Regions from separate parts of the Homo sapiens genome. Here region 2 is linked to region 1. The links are chromatin loops, found by intact Hi-C in ENCODE. Cell type or tissue: Calu3. All regions are shown on one strand. Each heading gives the region's core, and the rest is flanking DNA. Links, peaks and the distances in the headings are about the cores only.

Region 1 (5,386 bases), core at 71-5,070:
AAGGAAACAAATGAAGTGAGCAGCACTCTCACCCTGGCCACCTTCTTAGGAACATTTTCCACCCTGGTTTAGGAAGGTGGAACTCAAGCAGTGAGCTGCAGTCTTGTTGAGCTGAGGAGGAAGAAAACAGAATGCATTAAGTTTATTTTAGAATTTTTTATTTGTTTGCTGCTTATTTTCCGCAGAATATTTTTATGAGAGAAGTGTGTATTAGTTACTGTAAGAGAGTATCTTGAAGGCAGCATCTTTGTGAAAGCAGGATTACTGAAAAGTAAGGAACAAATTAACTCATTAAAAGAAACTAGAATGGAAGCAAACGCAAGACTTAGAGTTGAAGTATATGAGTTTAGCGTATGCCATTCTCTGCCCTCTTGGCTTCTTTGTGAACCACGAAAAAAAGTACAGTGCAGGCAATGAGCGAGTCATTGCAGTTACCAGAGATGGAACATTTATTAGGACAAAGAGTGTGGGAGAAAGTCTTCAGTAAGTTGGTGATTTATTATGTATTTCTGATTTAGAATTTTATTAGTGTCACACCCAACAACAAAGTTAGCTGAGACACAAAGAAAATGAAAGAATGTGGCTGGTGTAACAGAGAGAAGGTGAAGAAAGACACGTATTAGAACAGCACAGAGCTTTGCTTAGAAAAAAAAAAAGGTGCTGGGAGGCCTGGGTTCAAAATGAGGACACACTTATCTATTTGAGAACCTAGTTAGAAGAAAGAAGACATGCCAAAGATGACTTTTTCTGACTTTATGATTTCTTGAGGTTAACTTCACTAATTATAGTAAAAATCAATGGGAGAAAAGTGAGGACTTTGAAGTCACAAATCAGTCATTACAAATCTTTTTTCATTCCCCCACCTCACAGAGGAGTTCCCTGGCTGTACAGCGCTCATAGCAGGACTGTGTCTATAGAAAGTTGTAATAAATACTCTTTGATTCAAATACAACTAAATTGAATGGATGTGAGTTGAATTGATTTGAATCAAATTAAATGAACCCAAACTGCAAGAGAAACAATTTCTAATTTAGATAATTTGAAAAAGAGTCTAGAAAATTACATAGTCTAATATCCTCTGATGAGAGATGAAGATTACAACACACTTTTAAATGAAATTCAAGAGCATGCACACCTAATTGGTGGCACACATAGGACCAAGTTCTAGTTTTCTAACTTTCTGCCCAAACTTACCTTCACTATGCCACACTATATAAGATCTTTGTGACCTACAAATATAGATAATAATAATAATAATAAAAGGTGAGTGAAGAGGAAAATAATTTTTACATCTATAACTAAAGGTTGCAGAGCTATGTTGGATGAAGAATAGATTGTGAAGACTAAAAGTCACAATTCTATAATATGGCTTTAACTTTCAAAGAAGAGGTGATTTAGACAGACTAGTTGCACATGCTTTTATAATCTGAGGAAAATTATGTTGATGCTATGAATAAACACATAGATGTATTAAAAATAAAATGAATTAATGACCTCATTGTAATTTATTCAATTATCATAATTTCTATCACTAGTGTCAAATTTTTACACAATGAACTCTGATGAAATCAGCCATAATAATTTAACTAAATTCATCATCTTCACTATTTAGGTTCAATACTGGCTGCCTTAAAATCAATCAAGATAATGTAAAAACAAAACTGAATGTGAAAATATTAGTTTGTGATAACAATAGGCAATATCCAAAATTTGTAGTGGCACAGATTAAATGTGCTTAATGGCTTGAGAAGAGATTATGACTTTAAAAGTTAATTTGTCTTTCTACTACTCCAGTTTGATGCCTTAGAAACATTTTATGAAGCAAAGTTTTTAGATTTTGTAACTCAGAAAAGGCCTATTTATATTTAAGTAGTTCTCTGAGAAGATATCAAATTTTACAACATTTTTTGTAACCATTGGGTGGATATTTCTTTATGCAGGTATTACATGTAAGGAATATTTGTACGGGAGATTTAATAAAGACAGTATTTGCAAAAAGTAATTACTTGTCAGGCTTCAGTGATTCCTAATCTGTCCACAGTGGGGCAGCACTCTACAGGAAAATTAAAATCATATCCTAAATAAAATTCTACCTGTAGTGAAGTGGTAACACAGACTGTTCTATATAATGTGATCATCACAGTTTGTGTCAGATGGGGAAAGGGAGGGTTAAACATCTAGATACAACTAACTTATACTAAAATGGTTAACACAACATAGTGCCCTCATAATTGGACTTTAAAAAATCACAACAGGACCCGACAAATATTTCTATATTGTAAATGTGTTCTGTTTTTATCTTTTTCCCAACTGAATGTTTTTTTCATAAATGTGAAACTTTAAACATTTTGCACCTGATTTAAACAACACCTGTCACTTCTTATCAGCAAACAAATTTGGTAATCAATATAAAGAAATTGTAGAAAATACTAAATCAAAAATATTATCAAATAATGGGGAGAAAAAAAGTTGTTTAAAATTTTTCTTGGGTGTTTAAAACTTTTCAAAATGTATTTGCTTTTCAATGATGTATATTTGTGTAATTGTTCTTTACTTGATAACAAATTTTGGAAATAAAAGTATCACCCATTATAAATAACATAGACAAATCTTAGCATGTCATTGAATCAAGTGTCTTCAAACATATAAAAGCCCTTTGCTGTACTCTAAGATATAATTAAGGAGCCCTAATCAAATTCAGAAATAATTTCTTTCAGAGGAAAGTCTATTCCCTATAATAATAAATAATATTATTTACTATTTTATTTAAAGATATTTTATATATATATATATATATATATATATATATATATATATATATATATATATATATATATATGGCGAGGGAGAGAAATAGAGTTTACGAACCACTTAGTGCTTACTAAGCATGAGTGTTCTCTATATTGGCTACACCACCTTACTTTCTCACCAGCAGTGTACAAGGTTTCCCTTGTTTCCCTTTTCTCCACATTCTTGCCAGCACTTGTTATCTTAGGTTCCACAGAAATTTAAAAACAGAATTACCATATGATCCAGCAATCGCACTTCTAGGTATACACCCAAAGGAATTGAAATCAGTATCCCAAAGAGATACCTGCCCTCCCAATCACTGCACCACTATTTATAATATTCAAAAAGTAGAAGTAGCCTAAATGTTCATGGATGGATGAATGAATGGATACAGAAAACATGATATATACACACAATTGAATATTTAAAAAGGAAGGAACCATTGAACATTAAAAAAGGAAGGAAATACTGCCATTTGCCACAACATAGATGAACATGGAGAATAAAATGCTAGGTGAAATAAACCAAACACCAAAGGACAAATATTGCGTGATCCCATTTATATGAGGAATCTGCAATAGTCAAATTCATAGAAGCAAATATTAGAACGGTGGTTTCCAGGGGCTGGGGGCAGGGGGAAATGGGAAGGTATTTGCCAAGGGTTATAAGTTTTAATTTCACAAGGTAAGTCCTAGATATCTACTGCACAGCATAATGTCTATAATAAACAATACTGTAATAAAAACCCAAACATTTGTTAAGAGGATATACCTTATGTTAAGTGTTCTTTATCATCATCATCATCATCACTTCATCATCATAATTAACAAAGATGATAGAAGAAAACTTCTGGAAGAGATGGATAGGTTCATGGCATAGATTGCAGTGATGGTTTCACAGGTGTATATGTATCTCCAAACTCAAGAAGCTGTATATATTAAATATATACAAGTTTTTGTATGTCAATTATAACCTCAACAAAATTGGTTTTAGACATTGTCAAGGGCTGTTCAAAACCCGTTATATATGGTATTCGTTTTGAGACTCTTCTGAGTGATTTGCACTCTTCAAATCCACTTCTGGTTTAACACAGTTTAATAGCGGCTGTCTATGCCTTTCTGCCTCTCAATATTCCTCTCTATTTTATCTAGCTACACCTATAACTCTTATCTATGGTAATCATCTAAGTTGCTAGTTTCAGTCCATCTTACTCCCAGAACTGATTCTACAACAATTCATGTCCTCCTACTACCCCTTCCTTCTTCCACAGCTGACCTACCCTGGTTTCTATACGTCTGCCCTTCTGGCCAATCCAACAATCCAACATGGGGTCCATTATATCCATTATATTTCTGATGTTTCTTTTTGTATTTTGTTTTTGTTTTTTTTTTTTGACAGAGACTTGCTCTGTCGCCAGGCTGTAGTGCAGTGGTGCGATCTCAGTCACTGCAACCTCAGTCTCCAGGGTTCAAGCGATTCTCCTGCCTTAGCCTCCCGGGTAGCTGGGACTACAGTCACCTGCCACCATGCCCAATTAATTTTTTTTGTATTTTTAGTAGAGACGAGGTTTCACCATGTTGGCCAGGATGGTCTCTATCTTCTAACCTCGTGATCCACTGGCCTTGGCCTCCCAAAGTGTTGGGATTACAGGCGTGAGCCACCGCTTCTAGCCTTCTCGTGTTTTTTAATATGTACAACATTCCTTAATGAATGAGCTGCTTTTATGAAGCTGAAACGTATCTAATAACAAAGACAAAAAGGAGAATGGATAAAGAATGTATTGAAAGGGCTGGGCACGGTGGCTCACGCCTGTAATACCAGCACTTGGGGAGGCCGAGTCGGGTGGATCACCTGAGGTCTGGAGTTCGAGACCAGCCTGGCTAACCTGGTGAAACCCCACCTCTACTAAAAATACAAAAAATTAGCCGGGCGTGGTGGTGGACGCCCGTAATCCCAGCTACTCAGGAGGCTGAGGCAGGAGAATTGCTTGAACCCGGGTAGGGGGAGAGGGGCGGAGGTTGTGGTGAGCTGAGATCGTGCCATTGCACTCCAGCCTGGACAACAAGAGAGAAACTCCGTCTCAAAAAAATAAAGAAAAAAAAAATGTACTGAAAAGGGCCGGATGCTGTGGCTCAAGCCTGTAATCCCAGCACTTTGGGAGGCCAAGACGGGTGGATCACGAGGTCAGGAGTTCAAGACCAGCCTGGCCAACATGGTGAAACCCCGTATCTACTAAAAATAGAAGAATTAGCCAGGCATGGCAGCGGGCACCTGTAATCCCGGTTACTCAGGAGGCTGAGGCTGGAGAATGGCTTGAACTCGGGAGGCGGAGATTGCCGTGAGCCGAGATCGTGCCATTGTACTCCAGCCTGAGCAACAAGAGCAAAACTCCGTCTCAAAAAAAAAAAAAAAAAGAAATCTGAATACAAACAAATGATGAAAATGTTATTCAAAAAACATTGGCAAGTGGAGTTTAGCAATATATTAAATACACTGAAGAAAAGTAGCATTTTTATCTAGAAATGCAAAACGGTTTAATATTTAGAAATCTATTAACATAATAAAATATGTTAAAATTCTATAGTAAATTAAAGGC
Region 2 (5,386 bases), core at 215-5,214, 580 kb after region 1:
TAAGAACTTACCTTCAGGAATCACATTTTTGTAGGTTTTCTGAGATTAGCCACAACTGAGTCCCCTGCATTTGTCAGGTTTCTTTCTTTCCTCCTTTTGCAGCTATACCCCAACTCTATTTCCTGAATCCATTGTTGTAACCAGTGGAAATTGATTTTGTTCTTCTGAGTGAAAGTCTCACTTTCAAGAAGTTTTTTTTTTTTTTTTTTTTTTTTTTTGGTGTATTCTCAAATTAGGTATCATTGGGCCCACTCTCTGCCCTTCTTTCTTTCACTTCTGAGACTTCTGGTTGATCTCAGCAGTTCTGGGATCTCACATACAAATTTTGGAAACTGCAGATTACCTGTCTTTTGATTTTACTGAAAAAAAGTTGTGAGTGATTTTTTTCCTTTTGATTCTTTGGTACATTCTTTGGGAAGAAAGAAGGAAACCTGCTAATTTTTGCCACTGTCTTCATAATAGATTCAGTCCATGTATTCAGCAGTGCTAATCATATGTATGATATAGTACATATGTAATTTTTAGAAGTGTCTGCAACCTCAGAAACATTTATTATTCTCCATTTTTCTCACTTTGAATAAAAACAGATGCTTATTTTTTAAAGTTAAGGCTCACCAAAATTTTCTCTTGCCTAAAAAGTACCCACTGTATTCTGTTACTACAACAAATGTGACTCTCTTAACTAACCCGTCATTCTCCTCTTTTCTTCAGCAGCTCACATAAGGACTGGTTATAGCAGAGGCTCATAATCTGTCTTTCTTTACTCCTAATCTTTTTAATGCCTATAATTAAATTATTAAATATTTCTTCTTTAAGCTTGAAATTTATCATGATCATCATTATTACTAGAACGTCTTTCTTAGTGATAAAACTTTTTTTATTGTATCACTGGACTCTTAAGCCTCACAAGGGCACAGTTAGCAATTTTCTTAACTGTGATATCCCTGGGGCCTAACATATTGCTGCCTACAGGGAGTGCTAATTGAATATGTGTTCAATAAATAGAGCAATGATATTTCCTTTGCTAACCAATATCTGGCACTCATGCAGTATCAGTTCAAAGACAGGGTTTTGAATCTTTCTGATTTTAGAAAATTTCAGCATGAGAATTTGTTTTCAATTAAATAAGTTCAAAGAGTCAGGGTTTTAAAATTAAGCTTTTATTGTATTAATTGATTAATTTTCCCATGGTGTAATGCATAACATAGTGCAACAGTAATAGAGATGTAGAAGGGGAAAGAAATATAAATGGGTGAGAATGCTGTAGTAAAGGTGACAGAGAAGTTTTCACCCAGCCTCAGAATCTACATTGAAATGCAAGTCCTTCAGCAGGAGAGTTCAATGCCATTCCATTGCTTATCATCCTGTTCTTGTCTCTGGTGGGCCAAGCGGCTGGGGATGTAAGCTGGAGGGAGGAGTTAGAAGCTTGCTTTCTCTACTCCAAACATCACCCCTTTCCTTTGCTTGGCTGTAAGGCATTATAGCTTGCGTATTTGTCTTTGCCACTTTAGAACCATAAAATGAGACTATAAGCTATTGCGTTATAGTTTCATAATTACAGGAGGAAAATAGTAAAAATTCTCAAAGGTAAATTACTTTAATAAGGAAGGGATGAGAAATATTATAAACAGAAATGAGAAAACAGAGATTTAATTAATTCTTGGTAACCATCCTCTGCCCAAGTAGCCGCTGGCATTTGCAAAATTTATTGTTCACCTCTGTAGTATAGGCACCACTGAGAAGACTTAGGGAGCTGAATGAATTGTAAGTCTTTGCCAACCTTTTATTTCTATGGTCTTTATTGAAAGAATAACAGTGGGTGAATTTGCATGGTACACCTCTGGATCTCTGAAGACAGTAACACATGCCTTTTAAAAGGGAGGTGTATTCGAATAATTAGATATTTTTTCCCTAAATAAGGAGGTGGTTCTCTCAGTCAGGTCATTAGGTAAATGTTGAACCAAATATTTTCATTAGCAGATATACTCAACAGGACAGAGTCTAGCAAGTTGATACCGCCCAGCCCATCAAGTAATACTTTATCTCCAACATTGTTTTTTCCTTCATGTGAATGTATACAGGAAAATCTAGAGGTTTTTCATCAATATTTAGGTATGGCCTATTGCATTGAAAATGTTTTTCCACATTGCATTTACAGTCAAGAGAGCACTTTTTAAAATATGAGAACATTTGTTATATAAGACACACTTATGTAAAATGAAATGCCTACCTTATTTATTCTAGAGACTATGATCCTTTAGGCTTTTAAAAAAACGAATCCACCAACTGAAAGATTACTTCATTTTTTTTTAAAGCAACACAACCAGCCAGCCAAACAAAATCAGAATCTCTTTCCCTCCTGGGAATGTCTGGGAATAATTAGCTCACTTTATGTGTTATGTTATTTGAGGAGAGTTTTACCAGACTTTTTTTTCTAGTCATATCTTTTAGACACATAATCTACTTGCTCCCTGTCTATCCCCAATTACCACGTGAAAATTATAAAATAAAATTACGGCTCACAGAAATCAGTTAATAATGTTCCACTTGTTTTTATATTTACTGAATGTGTGTTAACTCACCCTCTGGATCTCGCGCGTGTATCTGCCCTCAGTACAGTATCTATTTGCATGCGCCTCTTTGTAGTTTGCGAATATACAGGATTGATTTAGAGTCAAGTAGAGGAAACGAAAATCCACACTACGAAAGCGGGACCAACCCTAGGAAAATGCAGGGGGAAATGAAAAGCTCTGTGATAAAGAGATTCAGAGATCTTTCAATCCCTAGGTTTTTAGAATGTTGAGAAAAGGGAGGAAGGAAGCCAAGACAGAAGGTAATGGGCTGTCACTATGCCCTTCACACTTACAACCTTCCTAGATCATTGAGAACACGGTCCGAGGCAATTGGGTTAAAACGATATATGTATAAATTTCTTTTTTTACCTCGTTAGCTGGTCAACCCCGGCGGTAAACAACCAAGGCCACCCCTGCCCAGGCAACAGCTCCAAGGGGCAGGCGATGGTTGCCGGCATTGAGCTCCCTGCTGGCGCCTTCTGGCGGGACAGCCAGTGCCAAAGAGCGCCCAGGGAAACAAACACCAATGGGGGACTATACAGATGTCATGGATGCACATGTAGGATCATAATCTGCCCAGAAAGAGGAGAGAAGGAGGGCGACAGGCTGCGGATCCTGGTCCAGGAGCCGCCGCAATGGAGCGGGCGGCAGTGTGCGCGCACAGGTGCCACAGGCCGGTGGCGGGGAGAGCTGTAGAGGCTGCCTCCCGGACTCAGCACTCGCACCAGCGCGCTGAAGCCGCGGCTGCTGCCAAGCTTGGGTAACCCCCAGCCTGAGCCACGAGAGGAAGAGCCCAAGGAAAGGGCGCGAAGGGGGAAGGAGGGTAGGGTAGAAGGAGGGCGGGGGAGAGACCCATCGCCTCATCTTACATTTCCCCTCCCAAGCTCATTTAGTGGGAACCTCTGCTGGGCTCCTGCGCGCCTCCCTCCCCACCCCCTCAACTCTGGGCGACCATCTCCCCCTCTTCCCTTGCTCACCCCCCACCCTTCCTGCTCTTCCGTCCCTCCCTACCGCGTGCCTCCTCCCCTCCCCCTCGCCTCCCTCCCCTCCAGCGGCAGTAGCTGTAGCAGCTTCAGCGAAGCCGGAGATGGGCAGAGAGCGCGCGCGGCGCAGCAGCTCCAGATTCACTGCTCTCCCCTGCAGCTCCCCGCGCCCCCGCCGCTGTCGCTGCCTCGGTGTCCCCCAGCCCCAGTCGCGCTCTTAGGACAGCGCCGCCACCGCCGCCTGGCCCTGCCTGCCTCCTGCGCCGCGCAGCCCTCGCGAGCGCCCCGGATGGCGCTTTACCCCTAGGACCGGTGAGTAGGCGGGAGAGTGCAGGGGGTCGGGCGTCAAAGCTTGGCGCGGAGAGAACATCTTTTGGTTTGGGAGGCACCCCAAACCAGCTGCTGTGATTCCCCGTCCTCCAGGCAGAGGGTCCAGGGAGGGTGTTGCTCTGTGGTCCCCAAGGGGATGTTTGATTTCAACTCCACCTGCTGGCAACCTGAACCCCTCTCCGTCTTGGGGACAGCTGCCTGCAGCTCGCAGTCCCGCCTCACCTTCCAGCCCCCAGGCTCCCACACTAGCAGCAGTAGATGGCCCCGACCCTCTGGTCACCCCAAACAGGGTCATCTCTACTGTTACTGTCCCTGCGTTCCCACCTTATGCCAGTGCACAAACGCCCCTATCTGCCACCCTTCACCCGATCTCGCGCTGACAAAGCCTTCTCCACAAAGTCCTCCCTGACCCACCTTCTCTCCTTTCCCAAAGCCTGGCTCTCGAGCCCGACTGTCCCGTCCTATTCCTTCCCAGGGTGAATGGTCCTTAGTGAATTCTGACCTCATTCCCTCTACACAATGGTGCCTGTCCAGATTTTCTGACAGTCACCTCAGGAAATTGACACAGACACGCTGTGATCCTGGTTTCTGTACAGTTACTTTGTGTGTTACTCAGCACCTGGGCTGTTAAGGGTATTATCAAGCGTGAAAAAATAAAGACAAAAACCAAACCCTTTGGAAACAAACTTTTTGTTATTGTTGTTTTAAAGCGCAGAACTATTTGCATTGCTTAGGTTTGTTCTGTTCATTGAGAGGCGTCTTAGCTGAGTACAGGAAATACACCTATTTTACCTGTTCCTGCGGAATTGGTCTTACTTCCAGGTTAAGAACGGAGGACTTGCCTAGGTGGTGAATCTCTTTCAGCAACAACACTATCAAAAGCTCAGCAACTCTTGAGGATAAGAAGCTTTTTCTTGAAGGAGATGAGAGTAGCACCAAACTTACCCTTTAAAATCTTCTTTGAAATTGCAATAAGCCAAAGCTCTTATTTTTCTTTAGGTGTAGTGGCTAAAAGAGCGATATAGGAGGATTAGAAAACATTGTACCAAGAAGCTCCTGCACTATTTGGGTGCTTCCAGAGTTGTGTAGTATCTTAGCACCAGACGGTATTGCTGTAGAAGTTTTCTTAGAACAGTAGTCGTTTCTTCTGAAACCATGTTTACCGTTTTATTATTTCTAGTTGGAGTGCGAGAAAATAAAGAGTTGTGTTCGATGAATGAATATGAGCAAGGGGGATGGAGTGAACATCGGGAGGGGTCATTTAAATAATAAAATTTGTGCTCTCAATTTCTCATGTATTGAAATCTTAAAAACAAAACTACCCCACAAAATTTATGGTTTAATATTTTAGAGAAATGATGAAAAGGCATTCATTTCAACATGGCATTGTACTCCATGGAACCCTTGGTCACAGGGCTTGTGTTCTAAGCAATACGGATAAGAATATCCAGAAATAAATGTTAGGAACTTTAAAAGGTGCCCCACTGAGGCATGCAGTGT

Evidence for each region. A loop is a pair of places that touch in the nucleus more often than their neighbours do. Peaks named below come from ENCODE experiments on the same cell type or tissue, not always from the same donor. Only the 100,000 strongest peaks of a DNase experiment are listed, where the experiment ranks them.
Region 2: a loop joins it to region 1, with 4 times the contacts of the local background. A loop is called at or near these places in 2 of 110 quality-filtered maps.

The regions. Positions count from the first base shown.
Region 1 is chr6:95,429,776-95,435,161 of GRCh38, forward strand. No RefSeq gene overlaps it. Among named protein-coding and RNA genes, the nearest start is that of MANEA-DT, 140 kb to the right of the region's middle. In Calu3, for the core only: a CTCF peak has its summit at 2,041; a DNase peak (open chromatin) is centred at 2,046.
Region 2 is chr6:96,012,345-96,017,730 of GRCh38, forward strand. FUT9 (fucosyltransferase 9) reads left to right here and starts at 3,630. Exons shown (of 3, transcript NM_006581.4): 1 at 3,630-3,868. It overlaps LOC107986626 (a long non-coding RNA gene), which reads right to left and starts at 3,089. Exons shown (of 3, transcript XR_001744263.2): 1 at 2,943-3,089. In Calu3, for the core only: no CTCF peak of the experiment used is centred there; DNase peaks (open chromatin) are centred at 3,057, 3,327 and 3,667.